2 separate regions of the Homo sapiens genome follow, and region 1 is linked to region 2. A link is a contact called in ENCODE Hi-C or POLR2A ChIA-PET data. All regions are on one chromosome and are shown on one strand. The core of a region is the stretch at or near the end of the contact, and the rest is flanking DNA. Distances in the headings are between cores, read along the strand shown.

Region 1 (6,424 bases), core at 2,264-4,763, 290 kb after region 2:
ACATTGCTTAAATTAAATAGATGCTTACTATAATCCTTTGCTGCATTTTTTTTTTTTTTGAATTAGAGTCTTGCTCTGTGGCCCAGGCTGGAGTGCAGTGAGGCAATCTGGGCTCACCGCAACCTCCGCCTCCCGGAGTTCAAGTGATTCGCCTGCCTCAGCTGGGATTACAGGCGCCCACCACTATGCCTGGCTAATTTTTGTATTTTTAGTAGAGATGGGGTTTCACCATGTTGGCCAGGCTGGTCTCGAACTCCTGACCTCAGGTGATCCGTCCATTTCGGACTCCCAAAGTGCTGGGATTATAGGCATGAGCCACCGCGTTCCCAGCCTCCTTTGCTTTTTTGAACTTAAGGAAAAGAATGACCAGCAAGTTGGCAGGCAGGATAATTCTACAATATTATTTAGAAGGAAAAATAACTAAAACTTGAACACTATTATCTTTACCTACTGGTGTCATTTAAGCAGCTCTACTTTAAAACTTAAACACCTACTGTTAAAAGACCCTGCAAAATGATGATGCCAGATGTTACTCTGGCTCAACCATTTTTATTGTTTAATACAAATAAATGAGAAAATATTTTCTTATTATTGAATTCACATGAATAGTGTCTAAAGGTACAGATTTTTAAAGACAAATAGAAAAATAACCTACACTATTCGGGTAATGGGTACACTAAAAGCCCAGACTTTGACACTACACAATATATCCACATAACAAAACTGCACTTGTACACTCTAAATCTATAAAAAAAATTTTAAAAACAAATAGAAAAATAACCTACCAATTATTCTAGGCCTACTAAAGCAAAGCTCCTTCCTTGGGGGTATTAAGCTACCAGAATATTAAATTGACATGATTTTATGATTTTGATTATTATATTTATTATTGTTGCTGTTATAAAGGTGCTGCAAGGAAAAATTTATGCATTTTATGATGATTTGATATCATAAATCAGAACAAGCTTTGGACATGTCAAAATAAATCTATTTTTTAGTACCAAATTATTTTTAAGGTATGAAAAATATTTCCTGAAAAAGAACACATCTCAAAAATAACAACACTTATTGAAGCGTTACTATTAAAACATGCCAGGCAATGAGCAAAGATCTCTTAAACATATTATTGTATTTAATTCTTACAGGAATTTCGTTAAGTAGGTCCCATTGTTATCTCTATTTTACAGGTGAGGAAACTGAGCCTTAGAGGGTTTAGAGAATTTGCCAAATGTGAGACAGCCACTAAGTGGCAGAGCCACGCCCAAACCCACACCCTCTGACCTGGCAATCTGCAGCACTCCGTTCCAGAAACGGGCATACCTGGCTCTACATACAGCAGTGCCTCAATAACATAGTTTCATTCAACGTTGGTGACAAAAAAATTCCTGGCCAGGGCCACTGTCTATGTGGAGTCTGCTCATTCTCCTCATGTCTGCGTGGGTTTTCTCTGGGCTTCGGTTTCCTTCACATCCCAAAGCTGTGCATATGTCTACATGGTCCCCGTCTGAGTGAGTGGGTGTGTCTGTGAAAGTGCACCCTGTGATGGGATAGCTTCCTGGACAGGGGAGAGGGGGGGGTTCCCACTCTGAACCAGGGAGACTCTGGCTACCCATGACCTTGAACTGTAATAATTGGGTAAATAATGATCTTGTTTTTACTAATCCTTCTTAACTGTATGTATAGATCCCATTTATTTCTATGTTTAATATTAGAAGTGTTGTGGTCTTTATTTAGAAGTTTGGTGATTTTTTTATGACCAGAAATATGCTGTAGGAACTTAACTCTTGTTTATATCAATTAGCCTGTGGTAAAATTGGTTTCCTTATACCTCGTTGTGCTTAAAGGTTCACAGTTTCCAAGAACGTATCAAGAATGTTAAGTGAGGACTTACTGTATTTATTTAAAGAGAATGCTTCCTATCTATTGGCTAGGGAAAAAAAAAAAGTCAAGAAAATTTAACAGCAACTCTATTCTTTTACATTCATACATTACCAAAGCTCTCTTTTGGCTATTTTTAATTCATAAAGATTTTGGCTGAATTATTTTCATTATTTCGAAACAAAAATTAAGTTCTTGCCTCGGCATTTTGCATTACAAATGCAAATGCATTACAAATGGTTAATACAAATAAATCAGAGTACTTAGGTAATATGTTTACATTTCCCTTTTTCAAATTACAGAGGAATTCACCTTTCTCTGTGACTCCTACGTCTATAACTGAACTGACACCTCCAGTTTTCCTCATCTGAATTAAAAATAATACTAAAAAAAGCACAAAATAAAAGTTTAGATTTGGCATAACTTTAGTAGTCTCTACAATTGTGGTCTTCTTATAATAAATTGAAGCATTTGGAAAGTGAGCATGTATTTCAGGAATAAAGAAATAAATACCAACATTTACTTCCAAAATTCTTGTGTGTGGGGGGGAACATTGTCTACAATTTATTTTTTCTGTTACTATCAAAAACATCATTCAACTTTTCAATTCAAGCAGTGGAAAAAATACTAACATTTCACCGACAAACAAAAATGTTTTGATGAACAAACCAGCAATAAAAGTGCACATGAGTATGTATATCATATTTTTCCTCCTTGTATTTAATTAACAAATGACCTTAAGATGATAACTCTCAAAATTTCAGGTTTATCCTCCCGATTAATTTGTGACATTCCTTGGAGGGAATTCAAAGGGAAGAAGAGAAAGATTTTAAGCTTCAGGTTATGGTAAGGAACAGAGACAAAATGCATTTAGCAAATAATAGGAAAGATCACATAAATAGTTCTGAATGAAGTTTAAAGAAAACGATTCCTTACTTCTAAAAAAATGCAATTCGTGAGGTTGGGAAAAGACACTCAAATTTCCCCGACTCCACCCTACTAGTCAACAATCAGTGCAGCAATCAAAAAATGCCCTTTCCTGAATGCCCAGAAGAATCTTAAGAAACTCACCTTCTGAACTCAGGGCGTCTCGATTCTACTTTTGTTGGGTATTGGCCTGCCTACTGGCTGCCCTCTTTCCTATTTCTCGGCCAGGCGCTCTGGGAAGTAGATACCGTACCTGTGGTCACTGCTGGCGACACTGAAGCTCGCCCCATGCGTTGCTGCTGGCCCTGAGCATCACTCGCCGTCCCACTTGTTCCTCCTCGTCGTCATCGCAGGTCTTACACACACACACACACACACACACACACACACACACACACACACACACGTTCACACCCTCGCGCGCGCACCTGCTGTTAAGAGGTACAGCCCCACCCCAGCAAAATCCTCGCTTCCTCTTCCCCGGGACGTAGCCCCAGAGGAGCGAATCTGGACCAAGCCCAAGACAGGCTGAAGCTACTGCTGCGCTCTCACCTCCGGCAGTGACAGCGAGCGCCGCCGCCGCTCTGCGCGGGGCCAGCCAGGCCCGCCGAGGGCAGCACAGGTGGAGCAAGGTTGCACCCCCGGGGGATCCCCGCCCACCGCCCGCGGCAGCTTCTGCAGGCTCGGGGAAAGCGCGCGCCAGTGATTCAGCGCCTTTCCGCCGCCGCGGTTACCACGGCGACGCGCGCGCACGCGCACACACGCCCTCAGGGATGTGGGGCGCGGCAGCCGCCCCTGCCCAGCTCCCCTGCTCAGCTCCCCTGCTCAGCTCCCCGGTTGCGCTCTAAGTACCCGCACCGGGGCGACACACTCCCACCCCGCAGGGGACCAAGCAAAAGTCTTTCGTGAACCTGAGCGGCCTTCATACCCTACCTGCTTTCCTTCACCAAGCCCTTCCCTGTCACCGTGGCCCTAAACAGTCTGGGGGATGAACACTCCTTCCAAATAAACACCCGGGCCAGGGTGGCTCAAGGGAGCCGTGGGTGCACTGCCTGGGTCAAACACCCTTCGCGAATGTGTCCCCCAGCTTGTCCCCAGCTTGTGTCACCCCAGCTACACAAGTTCCATTCTTCCAGTGGGAGTCTCTTTGGCCCCTACTCTGTAATTATCTTTCTATTTTGAGCAGGTGCTTTCTGACTGAGACTGGGAACCTGTGCTAGGAGGGGCTCCCATCACCTCCAGGCCTTGCAGGTTAACTGGATGCCCAGTATAGTTTGACATTTGCATCTTGAGGAACGTGATAATCTAAACCACAGAAAACTTGGGTGGAAGACTCTTGCATTTTTACTGTTTTAATAAAGATGCGAAAGCATCTAGGGATAATATCATGAGCAGAAAAGGTAGCCAGGGCATTCCTCGCACATCTCATTACTAGGAGGTATAAGTGCAGTGCTTAGGGCTGAGTCACACACTGTTGATGAATAAGCTTCTTGGCTACTCGTATTTACCGAAGAGCCTCAGACAAGTTACCTAATCTAGATAAACCTGTTTCCTCAATTATAAAATGAAGATAATAGCATTCATATAGGATGATTCTGGGAATCAAATAAGATAATGCACATTTAAAGAGTAAAAACCAGCTGGGTGCGGTGGCTCACGCCTGTAATCCTAGCACTTTGGCAGGCCGAGGCGGGCGGATCACGAGGTCAGGAGATCGAGACCATTCTGGCTAACACGGTGAAACCCCCGTCTCTACTAAAAATACAAAAAATTAACCGGGAGTGGTGGCCCGCGCCTGTAGTTCCAGCTACTTGAGAGGCTGAGGCAGGAGAATCGCTTGAATCCAGGAGGCGGAGGTTGCAGTGAGCCGAGATCGTGCCACTGCACTCCAGCCTGGGCGACAGAGCAAGACTCCGTCTCAAAATAAATAAATAAATAAATAAATAAATAAATAAATAAATAAATAAATAAATAAAAACTAAAGAGTAAAAACCTGTCCAGGACTCAAAGAGTGAAAATCAGCTTGGACTTGGAAAAGTTAGTACTGCCAATGATCAATGATCAGGCTGAGAGGACAAAGTCAGAAGCAAAATTAACAGGCAATGTTGTTTCCTCTGAAGTCACGCAGCAGGTACAAAACAACACAACTCCTTGTGTTCCATTTTTGAATGACTACTACTTTCTACCTTTGCTTTACTATTCCCATCCATAACTGGGGATACCCAATTGCTAAACTCCCTTCACCTCCTGACAGCACCCAATCCCTCATTAATCCCCCTTTCTCTCAATCTGCCTCAGAAACAGCAACCAACTGGATCCCAGCTCTGATTCCAAGACTCTCCCTGGAATCCTTTAATAGGAAGCCAAATCTTTACAAAAGACACTTCCTCCTTTCTGTGCTCACATGGCATTCCACAGGTACTCTTTCAATGCATCAAGCCAATGAATCTGATTTTGTCCCCAACGATCCTTGGCTGATTAGCCTTTAAAGAAACATATTTTTAGCACATACACACACACACAGGCTTAGCCCAGAATGTTTAACTATACCATCTTTTTAACTCAGAGACACTGTAATGAATATCTATTTTCATTTTTAATGAATATATCTATTTTGGTATTGTATGAAAATGTTAGTCTCCTTCTTTAGGACACAGATGTGAGGCTACTACCTTTCACTTCTTTTCAGCATTCAGTGGACATCCATTGAGCTCCTACTATATGCCAGACACTGCAAGAGGTAGTAAGGATAAAATGATGTATCCTTAGTATAATTAACTTTGTCTGCTCTTGCTTATGCTTTTGGTTGGGACATTTGTACAATAAAAGATAACTTATTTTGAGGGTGGGTAAAACTGAGGTTTAGGAAGGTTAAAGTACATTCCACATCAGTGGTAAAAATGGTGCTTAGCGTAATGACAGTGCTGCCTCATTGAAATACAAGACTTTAGGCCACGTACAGTGGCTCATGCCTATAATCCCAGCACTTTGTGGGCGAGGCAGGAGGATTGAGTGAGCCCCGGAGTTCGAGGCCAGCCTGGGCAACATAGCAAGATCCTCTCTGTACAAAAAACAAAAACAAATAAAAAGTAGCTGGGTGTGTGGTGCACACCTGTAATCCCAGCTACCCAAGAGTCTGAGGCTAGAGGATCACTTGTGCCCAGGAGGTTGAGACTGAAAAAAAAAAAAAAAAAAACCCAGAAGATTCTATGTTGGAATTTCACTAAGCAGGAAGGTAAGGCAAGCAAAGCTACTACACTGGAAAAACTTTGAAAAATTCCAAGTAAAAAACTCAAGATATAGCAAATTAGTAGGTTAATTCATTGATAACTATTGCTCATGAAAGCAGACTAAAAGTGGTTTTTTTTGAGACAGTCTTGCTCTGTCGCCCAGGCTGGAGTGCAGTGGCACGATCTCGGCTTACTGCAACCTCCGCCTCCCAGGGTCAAGTGATTCTCCTGCCTCAGCCTCCTGAGTAGCTTGGATTACAGGCACGTGTCACCACGCCTGGCTAATTTTTGTATTTTTAGTAGAGATGGGGTTTCACCATGTTGGCTAGACGAGTCTTGAACTTCTGACCTCAGGTGATCCACCTGCCTCGGCCTCCCAAAGTGCTGGG
Region 2 (7,141 bases), core at 1,256-3,755:
CCTTTTCTGTATTAAGAAACTGATTAGCTGAGTCAAGCGACTTGCCCAAGGACACAGAGCTGATGAGCAACTCAGTCTTCAGTCTCCTGGTTTTAAGTTTCCTTTAAGCATGCAATTTCATTTAGCCCTTTTTTACGAAGTTTAACAAAGCATGCTTAAGAAGCTTCAGGGGAGGGAAAAATAAATCCAAATATATCCCTCACTTTCCATGAAAAGAATGTCTGACGTAACAAAAAGTATAATAGAATACCTAGAACTCAATTTAAACAAATATAGGAGAAGAAGGATTACATTCAAGAATTTTAGTGATATTTTGAAAAATATTTCTATGTAGTTATAAGACTTTATTTGAATTTTAATTATTAAGAATCCAATAATGCTTATGAATTCATAAGCTTAGATTTATGGTCAAGGCTTTTTTCTATCCTGGGGCCCAAGATGAATTTCAATTAAAATGTTCTATTAAACTATGGAATACAGAGTTACCATGTGATCCAGCAATTTCACTCTTAGGTATACACCAAAGAGAAATGAAAACTTGTACACAAATATTCATAGATGCATTATTCATAATAGTTAAAATGTGAAACAACCCAAATATACATCAAACTGATAAATGGATAAGCATGGATATAAAAGGTAATATACCCAAATCATGGAATGTTATTCAACAATAAAAAGAATGAAGTATTGATGTATGATACAACATGGATGAACCTTGAAAATGTTACAGTAAGTGAAATAAGCCAGACATAAAGACCATATACCGTATGATTCCATTTATATGATATGTCCAGAATAGACAAATCCATAGATTCAGAAAATAGATTAGTGGTTTCCAGATGACAGGGGACAGAGGAAACTGGGAGGTACAAATGTTTTGGCGGGAGGGGTGGAAATGAACTACAATTAGTTGGTGGTGATGGTTGCACAACTCTGAATACACTGAAAGCCAATGAAATGGTTGGACTTCATGCCATGAGAAATCTATCTCAATAAAGCTGTAAAAAAAAAATGGAATGTAAAATTCTACCTGTCCTATAATGACCACCCCAACCAACTCTCAACTCACAATTCCCACATAACTTTATTTTTCTATGCACATATCCCTTTGTAGCTTGCATTAAAATTGTTAGTGTGCAGGTAGTCCAGTTAGACTGAAAGCTCCTAAAGACAAGGAATCATGCCTTGCTCATCTTTGTTCCCTGAACTGACGGTTTCTTAATTCACTGAACACTCACTATGAGTGAGCTCAAGAGCTGGGAATAAGGACCCCTGCCCTTGAAGGTCTAATCACGTTGCTGGAGACAGACAGTCGACAAATACAGTCAGCCAGTAAACTCTTCCTGCATTATGCTAACAGCATAAACATGCAGGGGGTGGGAGCAGGGTCACAAAAGTGAGTGTTGTCAATTCTACTTGGAATGAAAGGTTGAAATAATTTAAACAGTACGGGAAATGCAGAGCAATTTTCTCCTCTGGTGACAATATAGTGTCCAACACTTGGAAGTGATTTTTAAGAATGTTTATTTAAATTAAAAGGATGGATTTCCAAGGAAAAAAAATAAGGAAAAGGAAAGAAAAAACTGAACAGAAAACGCAAAAGTATCAGTTTGGTCACTAACCTTTGCAAGGATACCTTTTTATTTTCTTTAAGATTCCTGTTGTTTATACACAGATTTTAAGTTTACTCCTACTGCTGACCCAAGTGAAATTCCTTCTCCAGTCACAGTGTCAACCTCTACCCCCCAACTGCAACGAGAGTTTTGAGGGGCATCAATCACACCGAGAAGTCACAGCCCCTCAACCACTGAGGTGTGGGGGGGTAGGGATCTGCATTTCTTCATATCAACCCCACACTATAGGGCACCTAAATGGGTGGGCGGTGGGGGAGACCGACTCACTTGAGTTTCTTGAAGGCTTCCTGGCCTCCAGCCACGTAATTGCCCCCGCTCTGGATCTGGTCTAGCTTCCGGATTCGGTGGCCAGTCCGCGGGGTGTAGATGTTCCTGACGGCCCCAAAGGGTGCCTGAACGCCGCCGGTCACCTCCTTCAGGAAGACTTCGAAGCTGGACACCTTCTTCTCATGGATGACGACGCGGCGCCCCGCGTAGAAGGGGTCCCCGTTGCGGTACACAAGCACGCTCTTCACGACGGGCTGAGACAGGTGGCTGGACCTGGCGCTGCTGCCGCTCATCTTCCCCGCTGGCCGCCGCCTCAGCTCGCTGCTTCGCGTCGGGAGGCACCTCCGCTGTCCCAGCGGCCTCACCGCACCCAGGGCGCGGGATCGCCTCCTGAAACGAACGAGAAACTGACGAATCCACAGGTGAAAGAGAAGTAACGGCCGTGCGCCTAGGCGTCCACCCAGAGGAGACACTAGGAGCTTGCAGGACTCGGAGTAGACGCTCAAGTTTTTCACCGTGGCGTGCACAGCCAATCAGGACCCGCAGTGCGCGCACCACACCAGGTTCACCTGCTACGGGCAGAATCAAGGTGGACAGCTTCTGAGCAGGAGCCGGAAACGCGCGGGGCCTTCAAACAGGCACGCCTAGTGAGGGCAGGAGAGAGGAGGACGCACACACACACACACACACAAATATGGTGAAACCCAATTTCTTACATCATATCTGTGCTACCCTTTCCAAACAGCCTAATTTTTCTTTTCTCTCTTCTTGCACCTTTACCCCTCAATCTCCTGCTTGCTCCCAAATTAAAGCAATTAAGTTCCTGGATGTAGTTGCCCAGGTTTTTCTTTGCTGGAAGATAAATGTGCAAAGCCAGATGCGGTGGCTTACGCCTGCAAATTCCAGTACTTTGAGGGGCCCAGGCGGGAGGGCTGCCTAAGACCAGGAGTTCTAGACCAGCCTGGGAAACACAGGGAAAGCCCCCGTCTCTATAACGCGCCTGTGATCCCCTGAGGCAAGGAGTTTGAGACCAGCCTGACCCGGTCTCTACAATTAAAAAAAAAAAAAAAAAAAAAAAGTAGGTGGGCAGGGTATTCGCCTGTGGACCCAGCTATCTCGGAGGCTGAGGCGGGAGGATTGTTTGAGCCCAGGAGGTCGAGGCTGCAGTAACCTATGATTTTGCCACTGCACTCCAGCCTGGGCGACACAGCAAGACCCTGTCTTAGAAAATAAAATATATATTTTTTTTATATATATATTTTATATATTTTATTTTATATATATTTTATTTATTTATTTATATATTATATATTTTTATATATAATATATAAAATATATATTTTATATATTATATATAAATATATATATTATATTTATATATATATTTATATATTATATATAATATATATAATATATATGTATTATATATATTTATATATATAATATATTATATATTATATATATTATATATTATATATTTTATATATTATATATTATATATTATATATTATATATTTTATACATTATATATTATATATTATATATTTTATATATTATATATTTTATATTTTATATTTTATATATATTATATATTTTATATATCATATATATTATATATCATATATTTTTATATATTATATATTTTATATATTATATATTATATATATTATATATTTTATATATATTATATATTTTATATATTTTATATATTTTATATATATTTTATATATTTTATATATTATATATATTTTATATATTATATATTTTATATATTTTATATATTTTATATATTATATATAATATATATTTTATATTTTATATATATTATATATTTTATATTTTTTATATATATTATATATTTTATATTTTTATATATATTATATATTATATATATTTTATGTATATTATATATTATATATATTTTATATATTATATATTATATATATTTTATATATTATATATTATATATATTTATATATACTATATAGTATATATATTTATATATACTATATAATATATATTTTATATATAATATATTATATATATTTTATATATTATATATATTTTATATATATTTTTTATATATTTTATATATATTATATATTTTTATATATATATTTTATATATATTATATATATTCAGAGAGAGAAAGAGAGAATCCGGGTACCGTGACTCATGCCTGTAACCCCAGCACTTTGGGAAACTGAGGCAGGAGGCTCACTTGAGCCCGGGAGTTTGAGACCAACCTGAGCAGCACAGCAAGACCCCATCCCGGAAGGAGGGAGGGAAGGAAGGAAGGGAAAAATAACATTTAAGTGAATGAATGAATGAATGAGAAACAGAGCGAAGACTCGCGTGTCTAGGACCCCTAACCCCCTCCCCGATGATCAGCGCCGCCTGGCGGCGAAGCTCGGGTGCGCATCACGTGAAGACAGCAGGCAGCGCGCAAGCGGGGCCCTGGTTGGGGAGGCGGGCCCAGGAGGTGCCCTCCGCCGTAGTACCTACCGACACTCGCGTGCTGGAGAGGGGAGGGGAGCTCGGGCGCCGGCCGCGCGGGGGCGGGGCGGTGCGGCTCGGGTGGCACAGTGGTGAACTCTGCGGCGGCTGCGCGCCGCTCACGCTGTTCCTCCAGCTGCTGTTACCTCTGCGGGCCTCTCTCACCCAAGGGGAACGGAGTTGTTATTTCCCGCTGTTTCCATAGCAACCGCAGCCTCGCGCGGGGAGCGAGTCAGTGAACCAGGCCTGGCTTGCGCCTGGCTCCTTGGGATATGCTGGCTGCGTGGGGCAGAGGCGGAAGAACAGGGGTTTGGAGGAAGAGGGAGAAACAGGTGACATGATCATGCGCTCATTCATCATGCGCTCATTCAGTAAATGGACGCCTGCTGTGTGCAAGGCCCTGTGCTAGTTGGGGCCACGGCGGTGAAAAGGAAAACCTACAAAATTTTGAGTGCCTACCCTGTGCCAAGCTTTACGCCAGGGAAAGGATTTTTTCACTGCCGCAAGAAGGCTAAATGTCTGACTGGCTGTCCAAGAGCCCACATCTGTGCTATTTGTGTAGATTGTTAGCTCTGTCTGAGGAATAACAGGGAGAGGAGTTGTGAGAATAGTAACAGCCCCAGTAAAGAGTCGCTTTGTCCAGTCCAGTCTGGGACATACATATTGTGGCACCAGGAAAATGTTTAAAGAGTTGAAATTTTGCAGCTCATCTCTGCCAGTGTTTCCTTCATTCCTCCTAAGACTTTTCTACCATGTGTCATGTCCAAATTACTGGGTGTTCCTAACTCATCATGTACGAATAAAAAGAACTGCCATTAATTGAACACTATAACCATGGACCAGGCATTATGTAAGGCACTTTATGTAGATTATCTAATATTCACAATAACCTTCAGAGGTAAATATTATTCTTTCCTCAGATGAGGAAACTGAAGGGTAGAGAAATCAAAGACATTTACCTCAGGTCACACACACAGGAATTCAAACCCATTCTAAGGATTAGAAAACGAAAGAGAGAGAGAGAGTTCAAACCCAGTTCTGTCTTATTCCACAAGCTCCATAACCAGTCATATCACTGTGAAAGATGAATGTGTGGGACATTGCAATCTGGAGAGAAACTTTTTTTTTCCTTCGAGATTTCTGTTCTGAAGAAATATTTTTATTAAAGCCATGTAATACATTAATGCTTTGAAAGTTAACAGTTTTCAAACGCAGGAACAAAAAACCAAATACCCGCATGTTCTCACATATAAGTAGGAGTTAAATGAGGAGAACTCACGGACACAAAGAAGGGAACAACAGATACTGGGGCCTACTTGAGGGTGGAGCGTGGGAGGAGGGAGAGGAGCAGAAAAAATAACTGTTGAGTATCAGGCTTAGTACCTGGGTGATGAAATAATCTGTACAACAAACCTCCGTGACACGAGTTACCTATATAACAAATCTGCACATGTACCCCTGAACCTAAAATGAAAGTTAAAAAAAAAAAAAGTTAACAAATTTCAAAAGAAGGCCAAAGAGAACAATACAGGGAGGAAATAGACAAGGGAAATTTTGTGAGCTGCTTGTGGAGAATGCACAGGTTGAGGGATGGATGGGGAAAATACCTGTGAAAATGTGCTACCACATAGGTGAGTAAGACAGAATACTTGTTATGTGGAAATGGAAGGCAATCAATTAAGTAGCCCCCTCCCCAAACAACCTAAAATTCCCTATCATCTATATTAGCCCAGTGTAAAATGAAAATGTGGCCTCTTATTCAAAAATTAAGAATTTTATGTTAGCAACAGCAGAGCATTAAACCAATCATGGGGTCCTTCTTGATGTGGGGACCCTGACGCCAGCCCATGAAGCTGCCCGCATCAAGTCTATGCCTCCCACTGCGGTATCTCCAACCCGGATGTGTCTCCTGAGCTTAGATTCATTTATCCAGATGTCTCTTGGATATGATGTGGTGATAAGTGTTTAACTGCTGGCTTTTAGGAGGGAAGAGAAGGCCTTAATTCATAGCATTTGCCAATCTCTGTAGTTTACTCCAAATATGGCCAATTTCCAGATGCCAGTCTAACATCACTGAAGCCATGAAATGTGCAGTAGCAAGTCATTGTATGGTATTTCCACCATGCAGGCACAGCAGACTTGTGTAACTTTAAGAGCACAGATAGTAGTAAAATGTAGATGGAGATGAGTTTTGAGTATTTATTATCTTTGTTTTCAATGTAATTTATTTAATTGTATATTTATACAATTATTTTTTATTTAATTGCATATTTATACAATTTTTATTTAATTGTATATTTATACAATTATTTTTTATTTAATTGTATGTTTATACAATTATTTTTTATTTAATTGTATGTTGATACAATTATTTTTTATTTAATTGTATGTTGATACAATTATTTTTTATTTAATTGTATGTTTATACAATTATTTTTTATTTAATTGTATATTTATACAATTATTTTTTATTTAATTGTATATTTATACAATTATTTTTTATTTAATTGTATATTTATACAATTTTTTTATTTAATTGTATATTTATACAATTATTTTTTATTTAATTGTATATTTATACAATTATTTTTTATTTAATCGTATATTTATAAAATTACTTTTTAACAATGCCCATGTTTACAATTCCTGAGAATTTAACAGTTGCCTCACACGCCAGAACAAGGCAGTTCCAGGCACACAATTCTCCTGACAGCTTCTCTAGACCATCTAAAAGGCAGCCT

What was found. A loop is a pair of places that touch in the nucleus more often than their neighbours do. ChIA-PET counts read pairs that join two places held with the same protein, here RNA polymerase II (POLR2A). Pooled maps may share reads with other maps.
Region 1: a pooled map shows a loop between it and region 2 (2.2-fold over the local background). The contact joins the promoter of KIAA0319 here to the promoter of DCDC2 in region 2. A Hi-C loop is called at or near these places in 1 of 50 pooled maps. POLR2A ChIA-PET finds 5 or more read pairs at or near these places in 2 of 52 experiments (WTC11 and activated naive CD4-positive, alpha-beta T cell).

What each region holds. Positions count from the first base shown.
Region 1 is chr6:24,642,678-24,649,101 of GRCh38, forward strand. It overlaps KIAA0319, which reads right to left and starts at 3,514. Exons shown (of 21, transcript NM_014809.4): 1 at 3,059-3,514. RefSeq lists a silencer at 3,359-3,568.
Region 2 is chr6:24,355,554-24,362,694 of GRCh38, forward strand. DCDC2 (doublecortin domain containing 2) reads right to left here and starts at 2,506. Exons shown (of 10, transcript NM_016356.5): 1 at 1,905-2,506. The coding sequence starts at 2,197. KAAG1 (kidney associated DCDC2 antisense RNA 1) reads left to right here and starts at 1,350. Exons shown (of 1, transcript NR_174942.1): 1 at 1,350-2,732. RefSeq lists enhancers at 4,231-4,819, 4,653-4,742 and a silencer at 4,363-4,512.